Linked DNA regions of Mus musculus: regions 1 and 2 are each linked to region 3. A link is a loop called in an ENCODE intact Hi-C map of the cell type or tissue named here. Cell type or tissue: gastrocnemius. All regions are shown on one strand. Each heading gives the region's core, and the rest is flanking DNA. Links, peaks and the distances in the headings are about the cores only. Region 1 has its middle 7.6 kb from the start of Gm22559. Region 2 overlaps Tbc1d1 (TBC1 domain family, member 1). Region 3 overlaps Tbc1d1 (TBC1 domain family, member 1).

Region 1 (10,390 bases), core at 1,424-9,423, 140 kb after region 3:
AAGCCGCTCAGGGGAGACAGAATGAGGTCCATCATGGGGGCCCTCAGTTTGTGTTTTCTGGGAGTGGGAAACCGTGGAATCCGGGACGATTGCTGTGGTTCCCAGTCTCCTGTGTACCGAAGTGCTGCTGGGAGTATCTGCGAGTCCCAAATGGGGGTCTCTGGTCCACACTTCCCTTCAGGGCATGCGTGCACCAGGCAGGAAGGGGAAAGTCAAGTCTGAGACAGGGCAGAACCCGGTTCGATTCCAAGTGAGTGACAAGAGTATGGAGGGGCTAGAAGACTTCTTCAGGAGCCCCTCGTCTCCCCACCCCCACCCCCACCTCCCACCTCCTTGGGTGATTCAGTCCTTGCTTCTTCAAATGGTTTTATTTGATGGCGGGTGTGAATGCATACACTGTACGCAGGATGAACCAAGGGATTAAATATCTTTTGCAGGAAGGAATGCCCAGGAAGAGACGCTCATAGACTGAATACACAGGACCTACCTAGATATCTCATTAGTATAGAGAACTCAACTCTGAGATTTACAGGGTCTGAGCTCACTTAACCTTACCAGTTTTTCTGTCGGGTAGCACGGTCCACTGCCCCACATGTGACCCAGCCTCACTTGTATGAGTTCAGAAATAGGTAAAACTGCTTTTCCAAAACAGTCGTTGCTTCTGGCAAATAAGGGAGGGTTCTGACTGGGTGGAAGAACGCGGCACGCCAGGAATGTTCCCCCATCTTCACGGATGTATCAGAAGGCTGTGAGCCTGTGCTCCTTAGCACATACATATCTCAAGGTGCATGTGTGCATACACGCACATACACACACAGACACAAACTCGAAAACAGCACTCAAAAGGAAGAATCTATAAAGGGGTTAGCATCTTAGTTTTGGTCAGATACAAATAGTTCTGAACACAATTAAATAGCAATGCCACAGTACCAGGGGAAATCAACATCCACGCAACGCTCCTTCCTAACGAAGTAGGATTAATGAATGCAGGCGACTACAGACATTTTCAGAGCAAGATGAAAACAGCCTCTAAACTACATGCTTCAGCAAGTGTGCAATGGAGAACCCGTGACAGGGACTAGACACATTCACTTCCAAAAATCAAGACATTGTGGCACTTTAAAAATGAAGTAGATTATCGTGCAGGGACGCACAGAGACATGCAAAGATCCAGGGCAAGGTTACTGTCTGCACTGCTGCCATTTGACAGAGCACAAATGAGAAGTAACCTCGGCCTCAGTAAGGGAATTGATTTGAGCTATGATGCAAAGAAAACTTTTTTTGGTTGGAGGCAGATTTCTCACCATTAACAACTGCAGAATGTTAGTGTGTTTGTAACAGTGAACAGGGATTGCTCAATGACTTCTTCTCAGGGAATAAGTCGGGACATGAAACATGATTTCACAATTGCATAGTAAAACAGCACAGTGGAGAACAATGGGTAAAGACTTCTACCATTTGTACAAAACAAATCAAGACAAAGGAATTCATCCAATGATTGCTGTGTGCCCTTGAAGCTGATGAACATAGCTCTATTAATGCATGGACTATGTACAAGGATAAAGCTATTTCGCTGTATGCCTTCTGTATCCTTTGAGCTGTGAGTCTTTTGAATATATTGCATAAGATAAACATTAAAACAATACAAGCCTTGTTTAGGTGGAGGATAGAGATAATAACTTTGCATTGATTATGCAAGAATAGATACTAAGATTTAAAGAGAGCTGGGGGTGATAACCCAATTGGTAGAGTATCTGCCTTGCAAACATAAAGACCTGAAAAGAATTCTACAAAACCGACATAAAAAAATGTCCCATGCTTGTAACCTCAGCAGAAGTTGTGTAGGGAGAAACAGGCAGATCCCGAGGCCACCTGACAAGCTCCAGACCAATAAGAAACTCTTGTTGTGATGGTTTGTATATGCTTGGCCCAAAGAGTGGCACTAGGAGGATGTGTGGCCTTGTTGGAAAAAAGTGTGTCACCAAGGGGGTAGGCTTTGAGAGACCTTTCTAGTGGCCTTCAGATGAAGATGTAGAACTCTCAGCTCCTCCTGCACCATGCCTGCCTGGACACTGCCATGCTCCTACCTTGATAAGGGACTGACACTCTGAACCTGTAAGCCAGCCCCAATTAAATGTTGTCCTTATAAGAGTTACCTTGGTCATGGTGTCTATTCATAGCAGTAAAACCCAAACTAAAACACTTGTCGAAAACTAAGGTAGATGAAAAAGAGAAAAAGAAAGAGACAAAACAAAAAACCAAGATGGGCAGTGGTGGTGGCACACACCTTTTATCTGGGTGCTCAAAAGGTGGAGGCAGGAGGGTTTCTGTGAGTTCGAGGCCAGTTTGGTGGTCTATAGAGCTATATACAGGACAGCCAGAGTTACAGAAAAAATGTTGCCAAAAAAAAAAAAGACAAAAACAAGATGGATGGTGGATGATACTTGAAGATCAACAGTTATGATTGTCCGCTGGCTTCTACATGCTCACACACACATGCATATACACAATCTTGCACAAACACACAGAGACAAAAGACCTAACAACAACAACTACTAAAATAGTTGAACTTTAGTGTGCAATTAAAATAGTGCAGGAAACTAAGATGGGTAAAAGAAGTTCTCTTGAGCATCTATCTATAAGTGATCTATATATTGGATATGGCATGTTCCTGCAGGTTCACGAGTTTGAATACCCATTTCTGAGGTGATAGCATTGTTTAGGGACATATGGTCTGAGGGGGCACTGCTAGAAACAGGCCTGAAAGGTGATTGCTCAGGGCCCGATTCTGGCCCAGCTTTCTTTGCTGATCTGCCAGCATGTGAACAAGCCACAGTCACAAGTTGCTGTCACCAAGCTTGTGTCACCCCAGGTGCCAAGTCCTCCACATCATGGTGGACCATGCCCTCTGTGAGGCAGAATAAATCCCTCCTCCCTTAAGTGGCCTAATTAATATATAGACATATTAAAAGCATTTTTATTTTCTCTTCTGTGAACTATAATTCCTTCTCTTTCTATTGCATTATCAATTTAATTTTTGTGTTTATTTACTTTATATATATGGTTATGTTTCCTGCATGTATGTCCGTGTACCATGTCCATGCCTGGTGTAGTGTGCATAGAGGTCAGAAGGGCAGTCAGTACTCTTAACCACTGAGACATCTCTCCATCCCCATATTGATTTTTAAAAATCATTTTTACACACGCACACACACACACACACACACATATATGTGTGTGTGTGTGTGTATATATATATATATATATATGTATATATATATATATATATACATATATATATGGTATTATTTTACATTAGGATGAGAAGCCTTTGCCTGTGATAAGGTTACAAATATTTTTCTCTAGTTTGCTGCAGAAGACTTTGAAAATTTTTCAACAATTTTTGTTGCGATGTGAGACCGTTCCCACTACAAGGCTACACTGGAATTACTACTTCCTTTCTTCTATTGCTCCTGGAGGTCCTGGAAGAACATAAATATCTCAGGAAAACTTCTATATGTTCAAGAATAGTAATAATGGGCATATCCATATGCTATCCAGAAAGCTTAATGTGAGGTCTATGAGAGGTAATGTATTTCCACAGACAAATCAAATTTCTCCTTAAGTACTGACTAGTATCCTTTATGGGCAAAGCAATTGAAAAATATCCTTAGGGATGATTTTCAAAAGCAAATTTTATCCCATTTCTATTACAGAGCAAGTCACTGACATTTTGAGATGTCTAGAACTGTGTCGCACATCACACATTAGTAGTGGAATTGCAAGTGAAATCCAGACGCTCTGGGTGTAGCACCCCAGTTGTGAGCTGCCATGAGGGTACTAGGAACCAAACCTGGGTCCTCTGAAAGACCAGCCAGTGCTCCTAATCTCTGAGTCAATGTTCCAGCCTTTCTAGATGATTGTAGAGTCTTGCAAATTTGTCCTAATACTTTGTCTTATTTTGGATTGAGGGTCCCTGCCCCTAGCCGACTTTGATTGATAATAAAGAATTGCAGTACAGCCAATGGCTGGACAGGGAGACGGGGCGGGGGACCAAGGGAGAGTGGGAGAGATAGAGAATGGCCAGGACTCAGAGGGAGAGGGATCAGATTTAAAAGCTGCAGGAGAGAACCATCTAGCAATGTAGGTAAAAAGGGTATGTGGCCCTATGGGGGTGGAGCTGCACAAGGTAACAGGGCATCAAAGATAAAATGTAGATTTAGAAGGTGTTAAGCCAATAATACCAGTGGGAAATGTGTGCTAGCTGTGGGGAGGTTTAGAAGTGCCCAACCATTGAGCTAGTCAAGGCATATCAAAATTAACTGGTGGCATATCAAAAGTAACTGGTGTGTGTGTGTGTGTGTGTGTGTGTGTGTGTGTGTGTGTATGTGTCTTTCATTTTTGACTGTGAGAGCTCTTGGGCAGATGCACGTGTGTGGCCAGCCTGGAGCCCAAGTGGTTTAACTAATTCACCGTTACACTAGAGCTCATCAAGTGGACAACTGAGATTACTTATCATATTACCATTTTAGTTCGTCTCCAGTGAAAATGGAAAGGGAAAGCTGACTTTCACACATCATTCACTGATTTATATTGGTAAAGATTGGAAACAATTGGAATAGATCTCTTAGCAATGAGATGTGAAAGCTGCTTCAGGCTGAATTGTATAGTGTGCTCCCGTTTGCGAGCAAGTGCATGATATTTCAATAGTGTCATATTCAATAGTTTTCATCACGGGGACAACCAAGGTTGTCCCCAAATAAAATGTAAACGTTGTCCATGAGTTTAGCAAGTCAGCTTCATCTACAAGGTCAGGACACTCAATATATGTGTGCCCATACATGCATCTATCACACACACACACACACACACACACACACACACACACGTACAAAAGTGAACAAACCTATCTTTACTTAAACCTCTTGGTGCCTTACCAACAAAAACTGTGGTTACAATCCTGTGTTACACTTCAGAGAACAAACCCTCCCAAGGAAGGACTCACCTTTCTGTGACGTCACCACTCAAGCCAAGCCTTCACCAAAGCTTTCTGTTGGGCTCTTCCACCTCGTTCACACTTTTCCTCTGCTGATCATCACAAGGAAAACATCCAGGTTTGTCCTAGAATTCCTATGTAATCAAGCTAAAAGGAAATCACTAAACATGCAGGAGGCCGTGGAGGCCAGAGAGATGCCTTAGGCACTTGGGGTTGATCTCCAGCTGACATCCCTCTGTATCTCCAGTTCCAGGAAGAGCCCAGTGCCCTCTTCTGGCCTCCACAGGCAATGCACTGGTGTGGTGCATGGATATACAAGCAGGCAAAACACCCATGGACATAAGTTAAAAGTGGGCAAATCTTAAAAATACAAAACAAAGCAAAACACCATAGGACTGTGACAAATCACCGTCTTTGAAGAACTGAAACCCAACGGAGGTCACTCAATGCACGGAGCCCTCCATCAGGGTGATGTGAATTACTAAGGCTGTATGAGACAGTCCATTGGCTATCTCTACCCCTCTACAGGAAGCTTCCTTTGCTCAACTTACCTGCAGTGTAAGTCTGTCTATTGTATCCATTGTGTGGCACGTGGCATTGGACATGTTGACTCATTCCCCTCTCTGTCTCTTTCTGTGTGTGTTTGTGTGATTTGCATGCATGTATGTGTATGTGTATGTGTATGTGTAAGTACATGTGTGTCCATAGAAACCAGATGTTGCTCTCTTAGTTAGGGTTTCCATTGCTGTGAAAAGACATCATGACAAAGGCAACTCTTAATAAAGGCAAACATTTAATTGGGGGTGGCTTATACTTTCAGAGATTTAGTCCATTATCACCATGGTGGGAATCATGGCAGCCTGCAGGCAGACATGGTGCTGGGGTAGCAGAGAGCTCTACATCTTGATTCAAAGGTAAGCAGGAGGAGGCTCTGATTCTATACTGGGTGGAGCTTAGGCATAGGAGACCTCAAAGCCCATTCCTACATCGATACACTTCCTCCAACAAGGCCACACCTACTCAAACAGGGCACACCTCCTAATAGTTCTATTCCCTGTGGGCCAAGCATTCAAACACATGAGTCTATGGGGGCCAACCACCCACCATTCAAACTACCATAGTTGATATCAGCTGTCTTCCTCAATCACTCTCTACCTTACTTGTCTAGACTGGCTGACCATTGAGAGCTCCCTGATCCCTCTGTTTCTGCCCAGCGACACTGGGATTGCAGACACACAGGGTCTGTATGTGAGTGCCAAGGATCTGAACTTAGGTCCTCATGTTTGGACCCTCATGTTTGGATCCACTGAGCTATCTGCCGTGCCCCTCATCTTTTCTTTTTAACTGAATTCTGTTGCCATCTACCTAGCCATCTTTTTAAACTTTTTTTTATTTATTATTAATGTGTTTGCATGAGTTACATGGGTACACAAGCTGTGGCACTTATGCAGAGGTCAGAGGACAACATAGTAGAGTCAGGTCTCTCCTTCTACCTTTACAGACTGAGCCATCTCATCGGCCCAAGCATTGTAAGTATAAACCTCTCTTAGCCTCTGCCCCCTCACCCCATTGATACCAGAAAGTCAAATCTGGGTCAGCATGCTTCTTAAAGGATAGTACTGGCTACCAGGAAAGACACAGCCCAGAAGAACAAGCAAAACACACCAAAAGCAAGCAAGCAAGCAAACAATGGAATCCAAACAGTGGGTAGCACTATGATCAAACCTGGTAGTCCGAGACAACAAATAACAAGGAAAAAAAATTCTAAAAAGGATAAATAATTTCTATATTGGCTGATTAATCAAGTGCGATGAGTGGTCAGGGCCTGAAACCTGATCCAGTAACGCATAAATGAGACAAATAAGACAAACTGGAAAGTCTTATGCTGACTGGGTCATTTTGTTGATATCAAAAGTATCAGCGTTTTTAGGTGTGACTCTGTGTGTGTGTGTGTGTGTGTGTGTGTATGTATGTGTATACAAGTCCTTGTCTCTTAAGTATTTAGAAGTCCAATGACAGGACTGGGATTTGCTTCAGAAATCTTGTATGGTAAAATGAGGTCACAAGACTGTCCAGGAACTGAGGTATCACTATTACCAAGGGTGGGTGCTAAGTAAGTATGTGAAGTGTGATGGGAAGAAAAGACAGGTAGAACCAAGACACTCAAAGCATTGACAGTTCTCGTCAGGGGTGTAGGCACAGAATAAGAGGGAAGGGGAAGAGAAGCGGGGAAACAGTCATGGAGGAAACAATTGTGGCCAGGATACACTTGCTTCCATTAAGGACATCTAGTGGGAAAGTCCAAGTAAGAATGTACTGATGCCAATATCAGGACTTGGAAGGGAATTTAGTACCCTAGAACATGGATAGCCAGGAGCATCCAGAGACTTGCTGAGAACAGAGAGCAGTGAAGGGTCTGAAAGGGAAATATCGGAAGCCATTGGAACCTTAAGTCACAGGCCAACCTCAGCTTGTGGCCACATTTGACCTGCTGTAACATTAAACCTGGGAACCCATATCGGAAACGGCTCTATACTTCAATCATGCCATCTAAGGATTTTTGTTCTTCATTGTTTTGTTTTTCCCCAGTGAGGGTAGACAGAGTACGGCACAGTGCATTAAAGAATAATTGGGCTTGTTCATCTCTGTTACTTTCAAGCCTAACTTCCCTTTGGAAATTGCACAATGCTATGTTGAAATGGTTTCAACAGCCAGTAAGACCTACAGCTGGCTCCAGGGCTGGGTTCCCAACTCCATCCTGCAGCAGGATTTGGCCAGATGCTAAAGTGGCTTCACCTGAGAGGTCACCTACAGTGTGCTCCTCAAATTTCATCAAGGAACCAGCAAAGGAGCAGGCGGGAGCCTTTCACATTCTCTGCTCCTATTCTCCATGCTCTTGACCATGGCGTTGGAGTTTCTCATGCCAACTGGTTTGTTCATTTGTTTTTGTTTTTTAATCTACTGACTGATATAGGCACCCATCATGCATGCATTGCTTCTGTGGAGAAATCTGTAGATATGATGCTATTTCGAACTTTGGTTCTCACATGCAGTGACTGGTATTTTTGGCTGTCAACTTGAGTACATCTGGGAATCAACTAAAAACCCAAGCAGTTGGGGACACTCTTGAGGGAGTTTTAATTAACTGGATCATTTACAGTGGGAAGATCCACCTTCAATACAGATTATGTGAAGTAGGAAGACTCATTCTAAATCTTGTGGCAGCCTATATAAAGGACGAGGAAGAAGGATGCTCTTGCTCTCTGCCTGCTTGCTCTCATTCTCATTGGCAAGTTCATACATGGATGTATCACTGGAACTAGAGCCGTCTGTTAGTTCTGTTCCTTTAGAGAACACTGACTAATTTATCTGCCATGGAGTGTTTGGGAATTGAAACTAGGGCCTTGTGCATGCTAGCTAAGCACTTTACCCACAGAACTACATCCCTAGGCCTAATGTCTTTCCGTTAACGGTTGAACTACTGCCTATTCTGGTACTAAGACTGGAACACAGAGGCGCAGAGATGCCTCACCAGTTATGAACACTTGCTGATTTTGCAGAGGATCCAGGCTTGGTCCCCAGCACCTACATCAAGGCTCATAACCACCTGGAACTCCATTTTCAGGGAACATGATACCCTTTTCTGGTTTCTACAGGCACTGTGCACACATGATGCACATACATACATACAGGCAAGCATTCACATATATAAAATAAGACTGTGTAAAACATTTTTAAAGAAAGAATAGAACAAAGAAAGGACAGAGGAAAAAAATACACAGAAATAGTTTCCCAGAGTCATTTTGTTTTAGGTATGCTACATATTTGAGCATGACAGTTCTGATAGAGCCATGTTCAAAATGGGGTCTCACAAAATTGCATGCACAGTTCAGATGCCTCTCTACTGCACCACACAGCCCAGTGTGGACATCACCTGTGTGTCTGTGAATTTCTCTTGCTAGACTACATGGGAGATCAAAGCTGATTGTATTTATTGGTATCCTGAAAACTGCCCAGACCCTGCAGGATTCAAACACGGCTCAAGTGACAAAGCAGGGACAAACAGGAGCCGCTGAGGACACTGTCTTTTAGGGTGTGGACATGGTAATTTATATGCTATCTATTCAAAAGCTCTTCAGAGTGGGTTGCATGTATTAGTCCTGTCCCTTAACACATCTTTTAAAATGACCTCAATTTCTACCCTCAACGAAATAGCAATTCTTTGCCTTAATAGCGTCACGATTGGGAGACATCAATGAGATAAATAAGTGAGAGGCACTTGAATGGCTCTTTCTTGCTGATTTGTTTTTCAAATGGAAGCTGCAGGACAATTATCAGAATTTAAGAGAAACCTCCCCAAAGCAGGCAAGCTGTAACGCAGAAGCTGCTCAGGAGAAGAGAATGGAATGCAGAAAGGGGAAAGCCATGGTTGTCTGAGTTACCAGCTTCGAGGTCCCAGGTGACCTCTAGGTAGTTTGCAGCTATGCAGTAGGGAGGGGGGGCCTTTAGAGAAAGAGTAAGGAAGCCCAGAGTATCAGACAAAGCATGCTCAGGGTCTGGTTGGCGTTCAAATGAACGGGACAGGGAACAGGAAAGGGAGAGCTGTACTTTTCTGAGTCCAAAAGGCAGAGGGGTCCATCTCATAAAGGAAACAGATGATCGGCACAGCTGGATCTCACAAAGGAGATCTCTATTATTTTAGAGACCATAAAAACGTAAATTAATGGGCCCATGCTCAGGCTCCGTAGGGTGTGAGCACAAGGCTGCCATTTGGGGTGTGATATACTTGTCTCCTATCTCAGACCATTAAATAGAATAAGTGAAATAAAAGGAGGAGGACCCCACTGCTCCTAGAGCATGAAGACTTATTGCAGATATAAGGAGAAAGCAGAGGGAAGCGTCCAGGCTGAACATGGCCTGCAGACGCAAGTGGACCATGAGAGGAGAGAGGGGGAGGGAGTGCAAGAGAGATGGCCCAGGTAGCCGAAAAGGCTGAGTTCTATAGTGATAAGCCTGGGGGTGAGAAGCAGACGCCCAGCCCCTGAGAGGGAGGGGTTTAAGGTAGGATTGAGGTGCATAAGGATGGGCGAGCTGGCCAGCACCACATCTGATATGTTAATAGGCATGTCAGCCAGCCAGTTGCCCCTGGTTTCTGAGACCTAACAAGAAAAAGGTCTTGTAAGAGAGCAGTTTGAATTTTGACATAGACCCACTGGTGATGTACAGTGATGGGCAGTGATCCCTTTATGGATTTCCACACAAGTTAAAAACCTGCAACAAGGGAATGACCTCTGAGACCATAGAGTGGAGTGTCTTCATTTTAAAAACAACCAAGTTGGAGGGGGATGGTTATACAGCCTAGCGGATAAAGGCATCAGGTGCCAAGCCTAGTAT
Region 2 (10,390 bases), core at 1,126-9,125, 73 kb after region 3:
CTCACCATTCATTATCACCGAGTTTCCGTACTTCATTGGGACATTCCAGAATCGAGCCTTCAGACCAACAGATATTCAGGTTTTCAGAAAAAGGCATCAAATTACTATGACTGAATAGAAAACCTGTCCCCAGTCAGAGCGGGAACAGGAAGAGGCTGTAGACAAGTGGACAAGTGTCACCTGCAGCTGTCAACACACCCTGCACATCCATTAGCGAGCTGTCAATCAGTGGGTGGTGATGAGCACACAGTGTTCAGTGAGCTGCTCTAATTACCGCTGCAAATAACCATCCCGGAATCTGTGCAATGAAAAGGGCTACCTAGGAGAACTGGAAACCAGGACTCAGAGGTTCTCACTCGAAAGTCCAGGACTTTGCAGAAGGCTAGAGGTCCCCTTGACTCAACAGGACTTTAAGTCACTGTCTTAGTTTCCCTGACCGGGTGCGGGGGTGAAATACCTTGTTTAAAAACAACATTCCCAAAAGGTGTATTTCAGCTCACAGTCCCAGGTTCTAGTCTACCATCTCTGGGAAGCCACAGCAGGAAGAGCTGGGAGCTCCATCAGTCACACTGTATCCTCTGGAACAGATAGCATAGAGCAAAGAATGCTCCGAAGCCAGGGCTCCGCTGGCTCCTCCCCTTTCTCTGCTGACTCCTCCTCTTTCTCTCTGGTCCAGGGCCAAGCCTCTGGAACTTTGCTAGCCACATTCAGTGTAGGTCTTTCCACCTCAATTAATAGATGGAAGAACATCCCTCATGGGCTGGCACAGGGGCTAACGTAATCCATACCTTGTGGATCTCTTCCCTGGTGATTCTGGAGTGTGTCAAGTTGACAATTAAAACTAACAACCCCCAGTTACATAGTGAGATTTTTGTTTTGTTTTTTTTTTTTAAACTCAACCAGATGAGAATCATGATGGGATTTGAAGGAATGGCTTGAGGAAAGATAAAGAGCCTCGGGGCCATGGGTCTGAACCTCGAAGTCCCGCAGGCTTTGTGAGAATCGTGACCTAGCTGAGGAGGTGTCTCCACTTTCTCCAAAGATCCTCTGTATCTATGTGAGCAAATTATAATCTAGGAAGTGCTTATTTATTGCTGGGGACTCTCAGGGATTCACATACAGATTTGTGTCCTCAGAGAGCTGGGCTTGGTGAAGCCCTTGTGCATTACCAAACGACCTGCAGGTCAGTATTACAAAAGTTTAACGTCCTAGTGATTTATTCCTCTGAGCAAGTCTCTCCATAGATGCCGGTGTTCTACTGCCCTAGACAAACGCTACAACCAGTCTACAGATCCCAAAAGCTTTACCCTGGCCTCTCTTAAAAACCTCGTTTTGAAAAAAATCTTCCTTTCCAGTATCGTCTCTGAGATTTGCTGATGCAGCCTACTTCCCCATCTTTGCTGAGGTCACAGTGTCTTCCCTTTTCAAGCCCAGTGCCACAAGGTTCATGCCCCTTCCTCTGATCACATGACCTTGCATGACCTTCCTCTGATCACATGACCTTGCATGACCTTCCTCTGATCACATGACCTTGCATGCCCTTCCTCTGATCACATGACCTCGGTCTTGCAGGAAGTCTAGAGTATACTTAGGAATGAAAGAGCCTGCACTCCCAATATGTTAAAGAATTGGGACCTACTGGTTCCCAGCTCCTAAGTAAGGATAGTTCCCTTCTTGCCACCTACCATGGAGTTCTTATCCCAGTAAAGTTTTGTTTATAAATTCTGAAGTTGGGGGGGGGGGAGTCTTAAACAAAACACTTTAGGACATTTTCAAAGAAATGGGGAAGTAGTATAGCGCACCTCTAGGTCCCAATGCTAAACTTAAACAAATGTTATCTCAGGACCAATCTTGTTTCCACCATATCCACACACAGTCTCGCCAGAGATTATTTGAAAGGTTCTCCTTGGAACCCTATTTCATCTATGAATAATTCAGTACATAATTCCTAAAGATAAGGCTTGTTTGTGTTGCTTTAAAAAGATAACAGATGTTCAAATAAAGACACTAAGCAGGGAGAGCGTACACAGTATTGGCTAGCCATTTATCTTTTACACAATAAATCGTAAACAATAATGGATTCATGTCAGTCTACAGATGCCCAGACTCACAGAATACGCACAGAGTAAACCCTAAGAGTTAAAGCACACTCTTAGCTGATCTTGATATGTTAATGTCGACCTTCTCATTGTAGCTCCTGGCAGGCCACAGGAGGCTTTGCCACTGTGAATGAAGAACCCTGGCAATCTCCCGACCCTCCCATCCTTCCAGTTTGTCTAGGAAGCTAAAACCACACCATTAAAAATCAGGGCCTGGCGCTGGGGAGAGAGAGGCACATTGGGTAAAGCGACTGTTGCGCACACATGAAGATCTGAGTTAGAGACCCAGAAACTCCATGCTAAGAAGCACTAGGAGGTGAAGGAAGATGTACTCCTGGGGTTCACTGGCCAGTTAGCCTACTCAAATCAGTGAGCTCAAGACCAGGAAGAGACTGTCAAAAAATCAAGGTAGACGACTCCTGAGGAATGGCACCACGGCTATCCTCTACATACATATGCACATACCCACAAACCAAAAAGGAAAAAAAAAAAGATAAGCACACAAAGACATACGCCCACCGCAATAAGATGAAGTCTTAAATTAAAAAATCATTGATCTTAATCATTGATCTTAAGTTTTCCCACAAAAGAACCTCAAGGCATTTTTCCATAGCTATCGGAAAAGCATGATAAACCCATCCTAATTTTGACAATAGCTCAGCATTAGGCACCGGGCACGTTTATTCGGATGAACTTGAACAATCCTCCTGAAGGGAGAACTGTAGCAGGTTCTACGATAAACCCTGGCCAGGGTCGTTCAGGATCAGAACAGCAGTTCTGTGTCCCCTCTTTGTCCCTGTGAAGCCCTGCTCTGGGTGGCACTGTCCTGGGTCTGCGGTTCAGTGCCCTATCAACAGCACCAAGGAAAGGAACTGGAGTTTGTCTTCTTGTGGCGTCAGGAGGCCTGAGTCAGGGTTTGTGAACAGCGGCTCGGGGAAGCAAGACTAAGATGTGGTGAACCAGCTACTTCTGGGAGTGACTGGGTTCTTCCCGAGAAACTGTGGAAAACGGGAGGTTAGCAAGCAGCAGCCAGCTGGTCACATGCGTCCATTACACTCTTTTATAAATAAAGTTTTATTGGAATACAGCCAGTCCCAGACTTTGCATACAGTGTGTGGCTGTTCTCACGGTGACATAACAGAGTTGAGCAGCTGGGATGGTGACTGGGAAGGTTGGGAGGTTGAAAGCTCTCAGGCCCCCAAGAGCAAGGGTTTGCCAACCTCAGACATAAACCTTAGAAGGGAAGAGAGGGAAAGCTGGATATTTATTCCCAACATTTGGGAAGCATCTGGAGATGTTAAATTCCTGGTGCTACTGAGGTATCCAGCAGGCAGGGGCTCCCAGAAAGCCCGGGCTGAGCAGAGAACACTGTGGAGATAAAAGACTGCTCCTGTACCTAGCCTACTCCCCACCCCACCCCACACCCCCAAAAAAACCAACAACAGCTGTCAGGTAGTCTTGGCTACAATGCCTGAGGGCCTTAGAAGCCTCAGAAGCCTCGTCTATAACAAAGATAATAACACCTCGTACAGACACTAGGGTAGGAATTATACCAGAAAATACACACCGGCTTTATAGCAAGTGCCTCACACAGGAGAACAAATATTATCTACTATTTTGCTAACAGTCTTCCTAAACACTAGTAATTAGGAAACACTATCATGGAGACCTATGGTCTCCATCTGAATACTTTATACAAGGGAAAAAATATATTGCCAAAGTCCTCACTCATTTTCTTAATTACAAAGTAAATAGCCTTCTGCTTGCACGCATTTGTGCCTGCAATGTGGACCCTCTCACAAATGGCCATCACTTTTTTAAGTAAAACTGATTGAGAGCTGAATCTGGTGGCACAGGGCCTTGAATCGCAGCACTTGCATTTGGAAAAGTGGGGACGGTAAAGTGGGGCTATAGCTGGTAGAAGGCGTACCTCACACATGTAAGGCCCTGGGTTCCAAACCTGCACTGACATCCCCACACAAAGCAAAATTAAAAAGCTGAGAATAGCAGTGTTATTCATAACAGTGGGAAAACAGAAACTTCTTCAGGGACAGTTAACTGATAATCAGATCAATCAATCAAATTCCACGTTAACACAACGTCATCATTCAGTGCCAAAAACTAACAGGTTAGCATTGCATGCCTTACATGGACAATCTTGAAAACGTCCTGAGAAACAAAACAAAACACAACACAACAAAACAAAAACCGCTAGGCACAGAGGCCATGTGGAGAGGATTCCCTTTATATGAAGTGTCCAGAAGAGGCAAGCATATACGGACCGCAAAGTGAGTGCCTGACTAGGGTAAAGGAAGGGAGGGAACTTCAGGGTGACAGGGTTTCATTAAGGGAAGCTAAAATGTTACGAAAATACATTGTCAAAAGTTGCACAGCCCTGGGAATGTATAATAACCAAAAGTTACTGGGTGTACTCTTAGCTGAGTGAGTTTTGTTGCCTGGGAATTAACAACTGAATAAGGAAAATCAAATTCTTTTTCTTTGCTTTTTGAGACAGAGGTTCACTGTCTAGCTTTGGCTATCCTGGAATTTGTTCTGTAGACCAGGCTGACCTCCAAGTCACAAGTGCTGAGATTAAAGGCATGAACCACCACCATCAAAAGCCCAATTCACATGTTTAACAGTTCTCATGAAGGGTCACAAAATTCTTGGGTGCTACCACTGCCCCCTAGAGGTTGTTCTGAAACACTGCACTGTTAGGTCTCTTGGCTGGTTTAGGTGGCTAGTCAGATATGCTCTACCTAGAGCCAACAACATGTTAACCACACCTCTGGGCTGCTGTGTAGTACTAGGGATGTTATTTAACCTCTCTGAGCTTCAGTTTCCTCGTCTGTAACAGAGATAGTAACAAGCAGCGTCTAGTTATTAATGCGTATGACCTGGCATTTATTGAACACGTAACAAGTCTTATTCTTTTTTGTAACTTTCGACATTTTTACAATAAGCTCACCTATGTCCTGTGTAAAGCTTCCCATGTTTCGATATATGAACGTACCTGTGACACCAATACATTTCCATTACACCTCAAATTGTAATCCTCCCCTCTCTCTAGGCAACCACTGCGCTGTTCTTGCCACTGATGGGACGTGGCATTTTCTAGAGCTTTATATCTTTATATCTTTATATGGAATTATGTACTGTATACTTCTTTTGGGAAGGTCTACACTGCCACACTCAGCAGAATGATCCTGGGATCACCCCCAAACCAGACAGACAGACAGACACACACACACACAAATATATAAACACACAAACACTACACATACGGACACAAACACACTACATACACATTCACACTCTAACTACATACATCCACATGCACATAAACACTATACACACAGCTATACAAACATACATGTACACACACAGACACACACACACACAAACACTAAACACACACAGGTAAAAACACAAACACTACATACATAGACACAAACACACACAAATATATAAACACACAAACATTATACATACAGACACACTGTACACAAACACTATATACACAGATATAAACACACACAAAAGTATAATGATTTTATTTGTCACAGAGCATTCTCTTCACCATTCATGAGCGTCCGGGTTGTCTTCAGGTTCTAAGTGACTTTCCAGTTCCTGTAAGACCTTGTGTGAACACAGACTTTCATTTCTTCTGCGTTCATAGCAAAGAGCCAAGACTTACGGCTTTCTGGGAATTTTGCAAAGCCCAGCGAAGGGCATGGCTTCTGTCCACCGGTAGAGAGAACTGGTGTCAGCACTGACTGGACTCCATGCCCACCTTACCGCTCCCCCAGACACCACTGTCACCCTATCTGCTTGACCTCAGCACCTACATTCAACTTCCTCTTCCTGCAACAGACACCTCTAATTCTTTTCCTTTGACTCCTACTGACCTTTCCATACCCTGGCCATGGTCTTAGCCTCTCTCTGAGACAGGATAAAATCAGTCATTTCCTGTGTAGACAAATTAAAGACATTGTTTCAATAGTCACATGATACAAGCTTCCGAGCCTTTCTTCCCTCCTATGACTGTTTGGATAACCATCAAGATACAGAGGTAAGAAAAACAATGTAACTGCGATTAAAACACCAGAGGTGATTGCTTCCATTGATGTCTACTTTGATACTGAAACTAGTATACTCTTTAAAATGGCCAGAGTACAAGCAAAATATTGACTCTCATCTCAGTTATACATGCTATAAGACAATAGTTTTGTGTATTATCAACACTCAAACATCTGTGTGTTCAAATGAATCACAGCTAACTTTTATTTTGAATGTGACTCCAAACTAAAATTTTTCTCAATTCATCTATTTTAAAATTACTAACCCAGAGTAGGGCCTGGTGGTATAAGCCAACTATCCCAGAGACTGGAGCAGCAAATCCCAGACTGAGCAAGGAAGTGAAAACCCATCTCAAAATAAAAGCAAAGAAATAGATGAGAGTGTAATTCAATGGTAGATGGTTTGCCTAGTATGTGCAAGGTCCTAGGTTCAAGCCTCAAAACAGCAAAAACAAGCTCTATAAAGAGATAAAAAAAATCTAGCCATTATCTGTTCATTAGATTATATAAAAAAGATTTAATATGATTCAGGTGTGGTGAAAGAAAGAAAGAAAGAAAGAAAGAAAGAAAGAAAGAAAGAAAGAAAGAGAGAGAGAACGAGAGAACGAGAGAAAGAAAGAAAGAAAGAAAGAAAGAAAGAAAGAAAGAAAGAAAGAAAGAAAGAAAGAAAGAAAGAAAGAAAGAAAGAATATCTCTCACAGCTGGGCAGTGGTGGCACACACCATTAACTCCAGCACAGGCAGAGGAAGGCCAATCTCTGAGTTCAAGACTAGCCTAGTCTACAGAGCTAGTTCCAGAACATCCAGGGATACACAAAGAAATCCTGTCTCAAGAAAACAGAACAAAACAAAACAAAATGTCTGTTATTTCAGAAGTATATAAAATGGAAGTGCTGCCCTTTTAGATATGCATAGAACATTGATTTTAGCCATAACAGCTTCCTACAGGACTCCTATATGTCCTACATAAACACACAGCACATAAGGCTTGGTTTAATGTAGAAATTCTGTGGAGGGGTTATTTAGTAGAACAAAGCATATGGGACCATTAAAAAACTCATGTATAGCATCTTCTACAGGCAGAAACCCAAGTGAAGATTCACAGTGCCAAGGAGGTTACAGAGGTGTCCTCAAGTTCTTGGGAGGTCACTGTGGGTACTGACAGATCTGAGGTCCTACTTTTGGAACTATCTCAGTTACTGAGTCAGGTTCAGCCACCTGATAACCACAAGTGCAATGACCTAATCTCATTTAAGTCCATCATTCATTTATTGCTGAGCACAGCCTCCAGGGCACCAGAGTCAGCCACCCACCAACACAACAAAGAAAATGAGCAGGTGGCCACCGGGAACTAACTTTTCAGGCAGTCAGGTGATGGCAGGTTAGGTCTAGAAGTTTACTTAAGCAGAAACTACCCAGAAAAAAAAATACATTTGGATAATTTCCTAGCAGAACTCTTCACATAGTTTATTCTGTGAAGGATTTCTGTGTAGGATGCTGTTCTCTTGGGTCACTAACATCTGACAAAGATAAAGCACAGTGGATACTTCCCTTCTATCAGAACCTATCTTGGCTTCCCCATAAATTGATAGACAGGGTCCCACCTTGATCAGTCTCAGACAGGTAATACCCAGGGCTTCTTAATATCACACACACGAAGCACCAGCATTGAGAGCCAGTGTGCTCCCTGCTTGTGGGACATCTGTGATTCCCTCTGAGTTACCAATCATCCCCACAACGGCACCTGGGCAAGCCTTGAGACTCTAACCAGCCATTTTATTCCCAAGTAAAAACACCAGAGCGCTCGCTTCATATACAAAGGGCAAGCATACCGTAACTGCTACGTCTAGCCCTGTATGACTCAAGAGATAATTCTTATCCAAGAAGCATCTAATAGACATGTGGATGAACTGTTACCAACGTATCATAATGGTTCTTTTTAGAATGGAATAGGACTAGGAATTGTGGACTCAACATTTCCTAATTTTTATGCCCGTCTGAGTTGATGGAAATCTTTATTCTAAGCAGTCCCCATAGTTCAAGTTTGTGAGGTCATTCAGTCTTAAATGGCTGTTCTAAAACAGGTGGAGGCCTGCCCGGTCCATTGATAAGTGCGAGGACTCACTTTCAGCAGCTCTCTAGCCACAGATGGATGCCTGAACTCATCTCACCCATCAGATATTCCTGTCTGAGGCTGCTACTCTCCCAGGGTAATGTCAAGTCACAGGGTTAATGAGAGCTGAAACACAAGAAGGGCCATGGAGCTGTAGCTAATGCCCAGCAGCTGCAGTGCCAGGGCAGCGGTGTCTGATAGCAAAGCCAGGGTGGTGCCCTTGCCAGGGTATCCCTGTGATGTAACCACGTCTGTGGTTTCTCCTGCCTGATGCCGACCCTTCATGGCTTGGTCAGACCGGCTTTGCACACGTCATGGTGACTCTGTGAAAAACCCTAGGATTCTTCTAAATGATTCTCTTTTCTACCTTTGTTGGTTAGTGTTGGTTTTTGGAGCTAAAGAATTTTTACATACAATTTGTTCATTCATTCATTCATTCATTCACTCATACAAGGAAGTTATGTGTTAACTGTTATGTGTTAAGGACAGTTCTAAGTGTGTGGGTCATTCAGGGAGCAAGATGGAAATCCCTCTCTTGAAGATTACAGTCTACTGAAGCCTATGATTTTCCTTGCAAATTTATGCAAGAGAGGCTTTCTGGGAAAGTGGCATGCAAGCTTAGAAATGGCAAGTTAAGTTAAAGGTAGCCAAACAGGGAGGGTACTGAGCGGTCTAGGTCACAGGAACAAAGGGAATCTGGGATGCTCTAGAACTAAGAGAGGCCATGGAATGTTATAGACTAGAGAAAGAGGATGACGTGGGCCTAGGATAAGGGGATATGAGATGTAAGCAACTGGGAGAGGTAGGGCAACTGGCAAAATGAGACTCAGAAGGCCGAGAAAATCTTACTAAGTCTCCATGGCTTGTTCTCTGAAGGGCAGAGCTATGCTAGACCATAAGTGGAGAGGGCAGCAGAAGGGCACATCACCAGATCTGCGGCAATGATGGTCATGCCTGGAGCTGGCTGCCTTAGACCTGGGGAAGACAAGGGTGGAAATGTGGAGACTGTTAAGGAACTTGCCCAAAAAGTCTAGATAAGAAATACAGTGTTGGGAGCTGGAGAGAGGGATCCGGGGGTTAAGAGCATTGACTGCTCTTCCAGGAGACCAGGGTTCAATTTCTAGCACCCATGTGGCAGTTTACAACTGTCTGTAACTCTAGTTCCAGGGGACCTAACACCTCCACATAGACATATGTGCAGATAAAACACTAATGTTCAAAAAATAAAAAATTAAACTAAATTAAAAAAAAAAAGAAATACAGTGTGGGGTTAGAGTGAAGTAAGGGAACTTTCCCAGTCTTTTCTTCTGCACTATAGCAGAGGTCACAACAGAACATAAGAGAGAGGCAGCTTGGGGCCTCAGAACAAAGACTCTTGGCTATCGTCAACTCAGAGCACACAGGCCCCGGAGCAGCAACTAGAGGATCCTTGTGCTAACCACTGAGCTTCGGGGTTCATTTATTTCTGCGGCACAGTTGAGTCTATATGAGGATGAGAGGGAGAAATGTCCATGTGACAGGACCCTGGGGAAGTAGCACAGGTGACCCCCTCTTACCCTGAACTCCTCCCCACAGAAACTGCAAGTTACCCTGGGTCAGACTGCCCTCTGCTCGCCAGGTTCTGTCCTACAGAAAGGAAACCCGTCTTCTGCGCCCTCGTCTCCCTTTTCTTGATACAGACTTCCTGACCAGTTAGCAAGCAAAGAAAACATTCCTCTTCCCCCGTCCCTCTCTGCCCCGCCCTGCTGTGGCCTTTGGCTTTCTCTCTCTCTCTCTCTCTCTCTCTCTCTAGTTTCCACTCTGGTTCTTGGACACAGCTCTGGCTAGCCTTGTTCTCAGTCCTGACCTATCCCTGTGACAGGCAGCCTGGACTAGCCTCTGAACATCCTACACTAGTGTCGTCCAAACCCATCCTGACTCATCCTGTATGTCTGACCTTGCTCCTGGACAGACAGCTGCCTAGCCAGCTGACATTTCTAGATTCCAGCAGTCTGGATTCTCATCTAACCACAGGCCAGCCCTGCAGCCCCAGTACACAGAACCACAACGCATGGTGTACCCACAGCCGACATTGCCTGTCCAGTGGTTCTATCCATTGGA
Region 3 (10,390 bases), core at 684-8,683:
TTTTATTATTACAAACTCTACTTTGGATAAGAAGCCCATGGTTGTTACAGATCAGGTCTCATCTGTCTAAAAATATGATCTTGATTCTCTGTTTATAGCAATAGTTATTGGCCTTTTTATTTAAAACTTTTCACACAGCTTGCCCTCTACTTGTAGAGAAGTCTGGAAGCACTAAGTGTTTTATGACTAGAGGGGCATGGGCTTTTTTGTCCTGATAGCTGTGTAGAGTCAAGATGGGCAGGCCTGTTGGCTGCATCTTCAGGGGACCACTGAAAGAAACATGCTTACTTTGCTGGTGTTACTTAGAGTACTAGAAGTGGAGCTGTCCAGATCCACACTGGCGGAATGGTCCTGCAGGCCTCTGGCTTTATTACCCTACGAAGAGAAAAGGCAGTTGAGCCACAGCCCCAAAGTCATCAGCATCTGGAAGCAGCCTGGCCTTGTTAAATAAGCCCGGAAAATAAACTCACTGACAAGCACAGCTCAGCACAACCCTGCACTAACCATCACATTTCTGTCATCATTTTAAGAATCATACCAACCTAGATGATCCACAGAGCCCCATGGATCAGTCATTTGCTGGGGACAACAGACAGCAAGGTGGCCTAATACATCTATCATGATCCCCAAAGCACACTCAATAGCTCCTTCCTGAGTCATGGGCGATCATAACTGGCCACCTGGATGTCACTCAATCAACCTGCATCCCTCTGGGAACTCTCAAAGGCAAGCCCTTTCAGTCTTGGTTTATAATTGGATTGCTTTGAATTATCTCAAAGGATTTAGAAAAAAATCTCAGCAATAGCATTTCATGAAGTCATCTTTAACTGACTAAAGTTTATGTTTCAGAGGGAACATGCTCTAACATCTGGAAGAGCTATGACAAAATAGGGTAAGCTCCAGAGATGTGATTCCTTAACATAAAATCAAGTTTTGATTTGTTAGAAGCAACATAAGGCTGTTCACACTCATAGGGTAGGAGGAAGCTTTCCTAAGGAACTCCAGGTGACACTCAGGGTACTTGGATCTTCTTAGAGAGCCCTACATTGGCACATTTTTTGGTCTTGAAAGCAAGTGTCTAATAAACATCTTACCATCTGTAAGTCATGTGGCCTCTGTGACAAGTATTCAATTTTGTACAAACGTAGCCTTAGATAACAGGTAACTGAATGAATGACACTGTGTAAATTAATTAATTTACGAAAACAAAGAGGTTCATAGGATTTGGCCCATGGGTCAAATATTTCATGAATCTGCTTCCAGGGAGTTCCAAATACCCAACGAAAGGAGCTGACAGGATAGTTTTTCAAGTTGTCCTTAGGGACACCAGGGAAATAGGACCTACATCTGGCATGCATAATCCATGTCCTTTATAGGAACTGTATAAATAATAACACTCTTGGGAGCAGGAAATCCCATGGGATAGACCAAAAAGAGGAGTGTAAGTTCCCAGCACTTGGGAGCCCTAGGCACTCAGATTGGGAGTGTGAAGTCAGGGTATGCTAAATAGCGTGACACTACTTCAATAAATAAATCCATCTAGATAATAAAAATAAATAACATCTAGATAATAATTGCTTTAAGTCTGATGAAACATAAAATATAGTTGACTCTGCTTTAGAAATGATTCAACCTCAGTGAGAAGAAAGGGTGCCACTTACCCGGGACAGAATGCTCTCTAGGGACTCTGTTAAGGACCTCTTTGCTCTGTTCTTCAGCGAATCTAACCTGAACCGGCTAGCACTGGGTGGCAGGTCACTCCCAATATTCTCTGCTGCCACCTGTAGTGTCTAGAAAAGAAAAACAAGGAAAAGTTAAGTCCATTAAAATTTCTACCCTTTGGTGCACAGGAGGGAATGGCCTGTGGGGCCCCATCCTCTTGAAAGCCTTGGGCCCCATGTGCTCCTTAGCAACACGCCTGCAAGTTTCGTGCACATTCTACTCCCCCAGATAAAATGAGAAAATGTGCTCAGACCTAATCAGCCAGCTCGCTCAGGCTACTGAATCAGAAACCTGCGATGTCCTAACTGTGGCCTTGTTTTCTAACTGAGCCTAGATTTCTTCCCTAGTAAACTGGGAGTACCATAGTCCAATCAGATCACTGTGCTACGAGACTACAACAGGTGGGGATATGGCAAGCACCGAACATAGGATCTGGGACAAAACCTACTTTGACAACCTTTTAAAATAAAGCAGTATCTTACCTAGGGGGGCATTTGAGAGACTAAGTTAAAAATTAAATTTATCAACTGAATCCATCCTTCCCATATCTTTTTATAATTCCTCTCCTTTATCCTCTCCCCCTTCCGGTCTTTCTCCTATGAAAGCAGTCTGCTTTTTCTCAGCTATGCTAACACTGAGCCAGAGCACAGTGGAACCCCACAGGCACTGAATACGTGATGCTCCTGTTAGCAAGGAAGTATGTTTCCAAGAAGTTACGCCCCAATCTGAGCACACCTGCTCACACGGACCTTCACTGACGGCTCTGTCTGCTAGAAAGGAAAGACAAGCAGATTCTCCATTGCTCTAAACACCAGCACACTCTCTGCAGTAGGCAAGCACACAGAACGTATAGAGACTAACACAAATACCTCTGCCATACTTAAGTCTGGCCAAGTTAGCACCCCCAGACACTGAGGGGTGAGAGGAGCAGGGTGCTCTGGAACTGTCAGGTCCTCAGCTGTGTGGCACAGCCAGTGCACTCCCTGATGCCCCTCGGTCCCCCACCTGTAGACGGAACTGTCTTCCCAGATATGCCATGACCTTTAAATGAATGAATAGTCATTCCAACACAGAACAGAGTGTCTACTCACGTCTGTCACTTATCATGGCTGCTACCTACGTTCTGGCTTCTGCCCCTAGGGGAAACTGTTACTCTTTACTGGAATCTCCCGACCACCAGTACCACCCACCATGGCAAGCACTCTCTTGAATTTGGTGCTTATATTAATTCATATTTTGTATTTTAATTTACATCTATTCATAAAACATATGCTGCCTCACATGTACATAACCACCTAAGGAATAGATGCCACTATTAGTGTGGCCACTATCAAAGTCAGCATGAAGATTCGTCAAAACTCTAGAAAGAGAACTACCACGTGACCCAGGCAGGCCACTCTTGGCTGTGTACTCACAGGATTCTAAGCCAGCATACACAGAGCCACCTTCACATCCATGTTTACTGCAGTGCTAGTCAAATTAGCAAGGAACAGAATCAGCTTAGATGCCCATCAATAAATGAATGAATAAAGCAAATGTGGTGCAGGCATACAACAGAGTTTCATTCGGCCACATAAACGAACAAAATTATGCCATCTGAAGGAAATGGATGGAACTAGAGATAAACATGGTAACTGAAATAAGCCAGACTTAGAAGAACAAATGTCACTTTTTCTCTCATATGTGAAATCTCGATTTAAATAACACACACACACACACACACACACACACTGTCATACCACACCACACAAGTCTTTCTGCAATTATCTTTCTTCTCCCAATATTGTTTTAAATATTTATTCATGCTCAAAAATGCTTCTGGCTGACTCCCTTCAGCCAGAGTACAGTCTAAGTGCATTGTATAACAAACCTATTCCTGGCCCTGCTACTAAGTATTATTTACTCCATTTTCCGACTTTTAGGATGGAGGCTGCAGTGAACTCTCTTGTACATAGCTCCTGAAGCACTCACATAAAAGGTTTTGCAAGGGAAATAATGGGGACAACACTGCTGGGTCACAGGGTCTAAGCACCACAGCGACAGCAGGCATCCTCAAGTTTCTCTCCTGAGATGCTTCCAGGTCATAGCCATGGCACTGGGGCACAAGAGAATGCCTTTTCAGGACACCTGCAGCGTTCTTACACTTCTGCCAAATGATGGATACAGACCGCTCTCTGACTGTGGCCTAATTCCTACTGCTAGGACACATTTAAAACATGTCTTAACTACTCCAAGACTCTATGTCTTCTGTGAGATAATGTAATCTCAATTCAAAGGGCAAAAGCAACAAAGACCAGCTTCTCCCACGTGCTGTGGCTCCGAAATGTCTCTCGCCATCTTTAAACACAACCAACCGTCCCTCATTTTCTCCAGCTGTGCAACAATGAAAAGGAAGCCTATGGGGAGGAGGAGGCTCTCTAGCTTCTGTGTCTAAGTAAGCAGCCCCATAAGGGGCCCCCCGGGTCAGAGGGCGCTCACCTGCTTTGGCTCCCCAGTGTGGCTGTGCTCTTTTTGCTTCTCTTCATATAAGCACCTCAGAAAAGAAATAATTAATTCATTCTCTCGCTGCTCGTTTCTTGGTCTCAATTTCTTTTGGGGGGAAAAAGATCAGAAACATAAACATTACATTTCTTTTCTTATTGTCGACAAAACTGCAGTGTGCTAACAACCTCCACCCAGGAACGAGTGCTTTTCTTCCATGACCTCACTAGGGGGCACCAGTCACCCTAAGAGTGCAGGCAACTGTTTAACCGAACGGAGGGCAGAGCTAACTGGGCCGTATTTAGGAGTCATCTTCGATGTCCTTTTACCCAAGATAAAAATTTTAACGTCAAATAGTGGGGGTCAAAATAGTTAATAAATAAACAGCTTTTAAAAAGAGATAAAACAAAATCTATGTAAACACCCAGAGTCAAGTCATAATGGTTACACATTTATAAGCTCTTAAGACTGGGGATCTAGAAAGGAACTCGTCAATTGGATCCAGGGTCAAGCTGTTACGGGGTGAGTGCTCCCGTCATGTGGCCCGTGTGTCCCTGTGAAGCAGACACTTTGATGAACACGTGTATGCCAAGTTCTCAGTCGTCCTCCCACGCCCTCCTCTCCCCTCCTCCTCTGTCTCTGTCCCTCCCTTTCTACCCTCTCTCTGGTCCTTTAGCTCTCCTTTTTTAAATTCACAAGGACGTTTAATTTGCCAGCAGTGGCAAGGCACACTGCTTAACAAATGAGAACATGCAGGTTTTAGTTACCACTCATCCCACCTAGCCATAGTGGTTCACAAAATACTGTGGGCTCTCCCCTCCACCTTCCAAATCTTTGCATTTGAATTATCAGCCACAGGGTATTTTCAGAAGTCATCTAATTCAACACATTCCTTTCTGTGAATGAAAATAAAACCAATTGCCCAAATCACCCCAGAGAGACACAGAGTTCCTGGCCATCCGCCTTGTTCTTCTCTAACTCCAGACTGTGGCCTGCCCTTGAACAGGTCAGGAATGACGAGCGGACGGATCAGCTACACACGCAGCAGAGTCTGTGTCAGTGCCACCACTGGCTAATTTCTTCCCAGCTAACGAAGGGACATTGGCGTTATCCTTAGAGTCACAAGCATTAACGATAAGGAAAGCTTAATCCAGAATTCTGATAATCCAGCCTTCCGGAAAAGGTCATTTGGAATTGCAAGTTTTAAAGGTTGATAAGATGCCTCAGCGGATAAAGGCACTCACTGCCAACCATCTGACCTCAGTCTGATCACGGGAACTATGCAGTGCAACTCTGAGTGCTCGTGCACACACATACCAACAACAGAGATCCAGAGAGAGGGGGTCAAAACTTCAAACTGACAGAAAAATGAAGTAACAAGCAGGCATGGGGAAGTACTGCAGGAGCCAGGAGACCCCCAACGAACTCATTAACCACCCCAGGCAATGGCTGCAGCGCAGCAGAAATGCATTATCTGTGGTGTCACAGAGTCAAGAAATAAATACTTCCTCAGAATCTTTTTGAAGTATGGCGACGCTACCCTCCCACTGCATTCAAGAAGATCAGGGATGTGTCGCCACCCTAAAATCTCTCCTGTGGTTCACCATTCTCTACAGTGGCTAAACCACTACTTCTTTCAGTTTTTATTCACATCCATTAATCAGAGTGACAATCACAAAAATGATTATGAATCAAGTTGAGTAGCATCACTTTGTGGTCAATAATTTGTTCACAGTCAGAGGTGCCAGAAGCTGGTATGGCAGTTACCAGGGGCAGTGATATCTAGGACAGTGACAGGTGCATTCAGCAGCAGAGAAAAGGCTCCATGCTCACCCTCAGTGCTGACCGAAATGGTGCATACAGCATCCACTTGTGTGCTTTTCTATAAATGTGTTATATGTCCATTTAAACAATCAAAACAGCCAAGCTGCTTGGGAAAAGTACTGAAAGTTAGTTTCTCAACCTTGTTTCCCCAAGGGTCCTCTAGAGTACCATAAAAGCAACAGAGAAACCTCTGACACTGATAGTGAGGATGCAAACACTGAGAAAGCTTAAGAAGGGATAAGACGCTGCAAGGACACCAGGTAGGCCTTGCTTTGCTGTGAGAATGCCAGGTAAGCTGCGCTTTGCTTGAATACCACGCTAAGGATTTAACTAAAGACTTGGAGCCATTGTTTTTACTATCACTGTTGCAATGTCAGCTTGAAGGCAGATATTTCTGCTGAAGATGGCTAGTACAATCTGGGGCACTTAAAAAGATTAGGACAAGCCGGGCGTTGGTGGCGCACGCCTTTAAACCCAGCACTCAGGAGGCAGAGGCAGGCGGATTTCTGAGTTTGAGGCCAGCCTGATCTACAGAGTGAGTTCCAGGACAGCCAGGGCTACACAGAGAAACCCTGCCTCAAAAAAAAAAAAACAAAACAAAACAAAAAAACAAACAAACAAACAAAACAAAGACGATTAGGACAGCAGGAGAAGAGAGCAGGACCCTGGATGTCCCTGCCACAGGTGACCCCTGCTCATGTTTGAAATATTCTGTCAAGCACCTTGTAAATAAAATGGTAGTTGTGTGGTGTCCTGAGGTCTTTCAGGTGAGGACAGGCTAACACCCCAGAGCCCGTCCGCTATTGAGTACTCTGAGGGTTCAAGGTCAGCCACCATCATCTCCAGCACATTTGCCTAGTTATTAAAGCTTTCTCCTAAAAAAACACTTAGTATGATACGCATCATTACTAACGACACAGTATGCATCATTGTTAATGGTAATTACATTGGCTTTATAATAATTGACCTTTGGGAGAGCTTTTCAGAAATAAATTGCCCTCCAGGAAAGATTACATCACATTTTTATATGACCTTTTTGACCTATGTGAATTTTCAAATACGTTAGTAGGGACAGTCACTGATAAGTGACCAAGACTAGAAAAACCATGAAAGCCATTCAGGAAGACCATCAACATGCCATCATGGAAGATCAAATATGTATCTCTCAAAAAAGCCTACGTCTGCATCGGTGGAAGGTAAAGGATGAGCTGGGTTTTCTCAGCCAGTGAACAACATGACTGCTTCTGCTCTTCAGAGCCATCAGAATCTAGAGCTGCGGAGAGCACTAACTTGCACTCTGCAATAGCATCACAATAGCTCTGCTTTTCAAGTACACTTTTATTATGTGCTGTTTTCCCATGTCTCTGCTCACAGACGAGAGGGGTCATGTCCATTAGACTCCTTGCTACTGCAGGAGGACATCAAACAGCCTGTTTGCAGTGCAGGAGGGTTTTGGGAACTGCCTTCCTAAGGCACCGCCCCTCTGCTCAGGGAAAGCTACGTGGTGCTGTCTACATCAAAGTGAAAACCATTAGGGAAGGGAGGTGCATCTTCCCTGCCTGCCTGCCTGCCTGCCAGGAAGATGCTCTCGAGTGACCTGGTAGCACCGTGGCCTAAGTGGGTTCACACTGATGGCCTTGGCTGCAGTTGCAATGCATTAAGAATAAGAAGCAAAGCACAGGCAAATAAAACAACCCTCAAGGCCATCTGCTAAATGAAAACAACCACCACAAAATCTTCCTATTCTTTCTACAAATGTATGCCAAGCCTACAGAACAAGGGAACTGAAGAACTTTAGTGAGAACAGAAAGAAAGCTGAGCCTTTTCATCCCCTCCCTCACAGGGATGAGAACAAAGGCATGGCTACCTGCTTGTCTGGTTTAGTTGGCCCCTAACTGTGGAACTTGACAAGGCACTAGTGGGCACACACAACACACACACATGCACACACGCAAAGACGTATTAATTCTTTGTCTTACTGCACTTGCCAAAACCCCACAAAAATGGCTCCAGGTTCTGGCAGACATGAAATCCGTGTTGAGCTCCCTCCTGACAAGCAGGCCTTAGGCAGGCCTGACACTGTGGCCTGGTTTCCCCAGATGCAGCAGCTTCAAGCATGGTAAAAGCAGACTTCCAGGTCTAACGCATGCAGCTCATGTGTGTGCTTCTGTGTTTGCTGGTTTCAGTCTGTTTTGATTTTTGCGTTTCAGTTTAAGGCTCTAACATATGACACATACATTTTCAAAACAGACAACAAAAAATACAGAAGGGCCAGTTGTGCTCAAACCCATGTACAAATGCCTTGTGACTTCATGGGAAGAGACTGACGGAGGCTCCCAGGAGCAAAGGAGAGCATGTGGCCTCCTGCCTCCTGGTCTACCCAGGTTTTAACAGGACACTGGCTCATGCCCCTGGGAAGTGGTGGCACCGCTGACTCCTCACCACCCACAGGACACTCCACAAGCACGCTCCCTGCTGTGCTTCCCGGCTACTGTACCTGAACCTCCTCGAATATGGTGGCCTGCTCCTGATTGGTCAGTGTGGTCAAGTGCTTCTGGAGTTCTAATTTGGTTTTAGATGAATTCATTCCTGTCGAGAAGAGAGAAAAAGACAAGGGGTCTGTGGGGGGAGTCCTGAGTTGGATTTACCACCTCCCAAACTCATTTCCTTCACCTTCTCACCACCCACTTCAGGACACTAGATTTGACAATAGCATCACTGTGAACTCACTGAATGCTGCTGTGTGAGGAGCTGCACTCCGAGACCCAACTTGAATTTCACTGAATTCTCAAGACAACTCCACGAGTGTGATATTATCCAAATCTCATACGCAGGAAGACCAAGGACACAGAGTTTTATAAAGCCACTTCAAATGCGGCCCTTGTATACTCTGCCCGAGGTGCACACAGCTCCAAATTACTGTTTGGTGTTAAAATGCTGAAGGCAACCCAAACATTTCCTTCAACAATGACAAACTCTTCTAACTACAAGAGAACGTGAATCCACTCTTAATAACAAGCAGCTGGTGCTGATTTGAAACTGAATCCTACCTCTCCCTTGACTTCCACTTACATCCCAACAGACACACGCCCTTGTGTGGCTGACACTCATCGCGTGTTTAATTGTCTTAAGACCAGACCATTGCCATTACCGAGGATTCTGAGGAAACGCTATAAAAATGACCACATAAAAGCCCAGCACCGATTACAATCTCAAGACATTCCATCCCTGCATGAATACAGTACAGGGCTTAGTTTGTGGTTTTTTGATGTCAGGTATAGAGTCAGAGAACATGTGAAGTCTGAGAACTGGTTAGTCTGACCTCCACGGAATAAAGACCTATTGCTAGCTTCTGCTAGCCCAAGTCTCCCCATGCTGAGGAAGGAGCCCTGCTCAGGGGCTGGACAAAGCTTATAGTGAAATAATTTATGGCCACCAGAAATATAAGGCCAAACAAGAGTCCTTTATTCAAGATGGTGACAAAGAGCAAACTCCTGCCACCAAAAAAACCTCTTGGCCCTGAATTGAGTGAGGCAGGGTAGGTTTTATAAATAAAACCGACAATTACATCATACCAAAACCAGGTATGTAGAGCTGGAGTGGGGAGCAGGGAGACTCAAAGAATGGAATTCAATTGATTTAAACGGTTTGTTTCACTCTGTCAAACAATGAACCTCCTGAGCGGCAGCTAAGGCTGCATGGGAACTTCTGCACAGCAGGATGTGCTTACAGGGCCCTGGGGGGCAGCTAAGTAAAGACTGTGACTACTTAGTTAAGTAGCAGGGGCAGTGGTCAAAGCATCTCCACGGAGGAGGGCTGGAGAGAAAGGAGGCTGCCAGAGCACGGAGCCGGGTGACTCAGGAAACATACTTCCACTGCACAGCTGAGTGTGCGTGTCCACAGCTCATGACTTGGGAACTCACGAGAGGCCAGAAGTCTGTCAGTAGCTACTCTGTCCCAAAGCCAGTGTCCCTCTCTCTTCTTTCAGTTGGAGGTCAGCCCAGCCCTCCTTACTGGCTACACAGGCACAAGGTACTGACCCTATGCAAAGTCCAGCAGGCACTTCCGCTTCCAGAATGTTTTTTCCTTATTTTGTCTTAAACCAAGATGAACTCTACAAGGCCACCATAAAACTAATGCCATTTCATTCAGTACTTCCTATGTTGAGATCTCAAAGTAATCACAGATTATTTTTTTAGTAATCTTTTTTTTAATGTTTACATGATGGTTTATTTATTTTTATTTTTTAAAGATTTATTTATTATTATACATAAGTACACTGTAGCTGACTTCAGATGAACCAGAAGAGGGAGTCAGATCTCATTATGGGTGGTTGTGAGCCACCATGTGGTTGCTGGGATTT

The links. Peaks named below come from ENCODE experiments on the same cell type or tissue, not always from the same donor. Only the 100,000 strongest peaks of a DNase experiment are listed, where the experiment ranks them.
Region 1: it touches region 3 in a loop (6-fold over the local background); 15 of 42 quality-filtered maps call a loop at or near these places.
Region 2: it touches region 3 in a loop (4-fold over the local background); 26 of 42 quality-filtered maps call a loop at or near these places.

Annotation. Positions count from the first base shown.
Region 1 is chr5:64,131,403-64,141,792 of GRCm38, reverse strand. No RefSeq gene overlaps it. Among named protein-coding and RNA genes, the nearest start is that of Gm22559, 7.6 kb to the left of the region's middle. In gastrocnemius, for the core only: a CTCF peak has its summit at 5,270 (motif pointing left); no DNase peak of the experiment used is centred there.
Region 2 is chr5:64,196,899-64,207,288 of GRCm38, reverse strand. All of the region lies in intron 2 of Tbc1d1 (TBC1 domain family, member 1), which reads right to left. Among named protein-coding and RNA genes, the nearest start is that of Tbc1d1, 42 kb to the right of the region's middle. In gastrocnemius, for the core only: no CTCF peak of the experiment used is centred there; a DNase peak (open chromatin) is centred at 4,773; H3K4me3 peaks cover 924 bases; H3K27ac peaks cover 5,595 bases.
Region 3 is chr5:64,269,316-64,279,705 of GRCm38, reverse strand. It overlaps Tbc1d1 (TBC1 domain family, member 1), which reads right to left. Exons shown (of 22, transcript NM_001310611.1): 7 at 8,525-8,616; 8 at 4,201-4,311; 9 at 1,662-1,790; 10 at 289-375. Among named protein-coding and RNA genes, the nearest start is that of Gm38634, 17 kb to the right of the region's middle. In gastrocnemius, for the core only: a CTCF peak has its summit at 4,435 (motif pointing right); a DNase peak (open chromatin) is centred at 4,438; H3K27ac peaks cover 349 bases.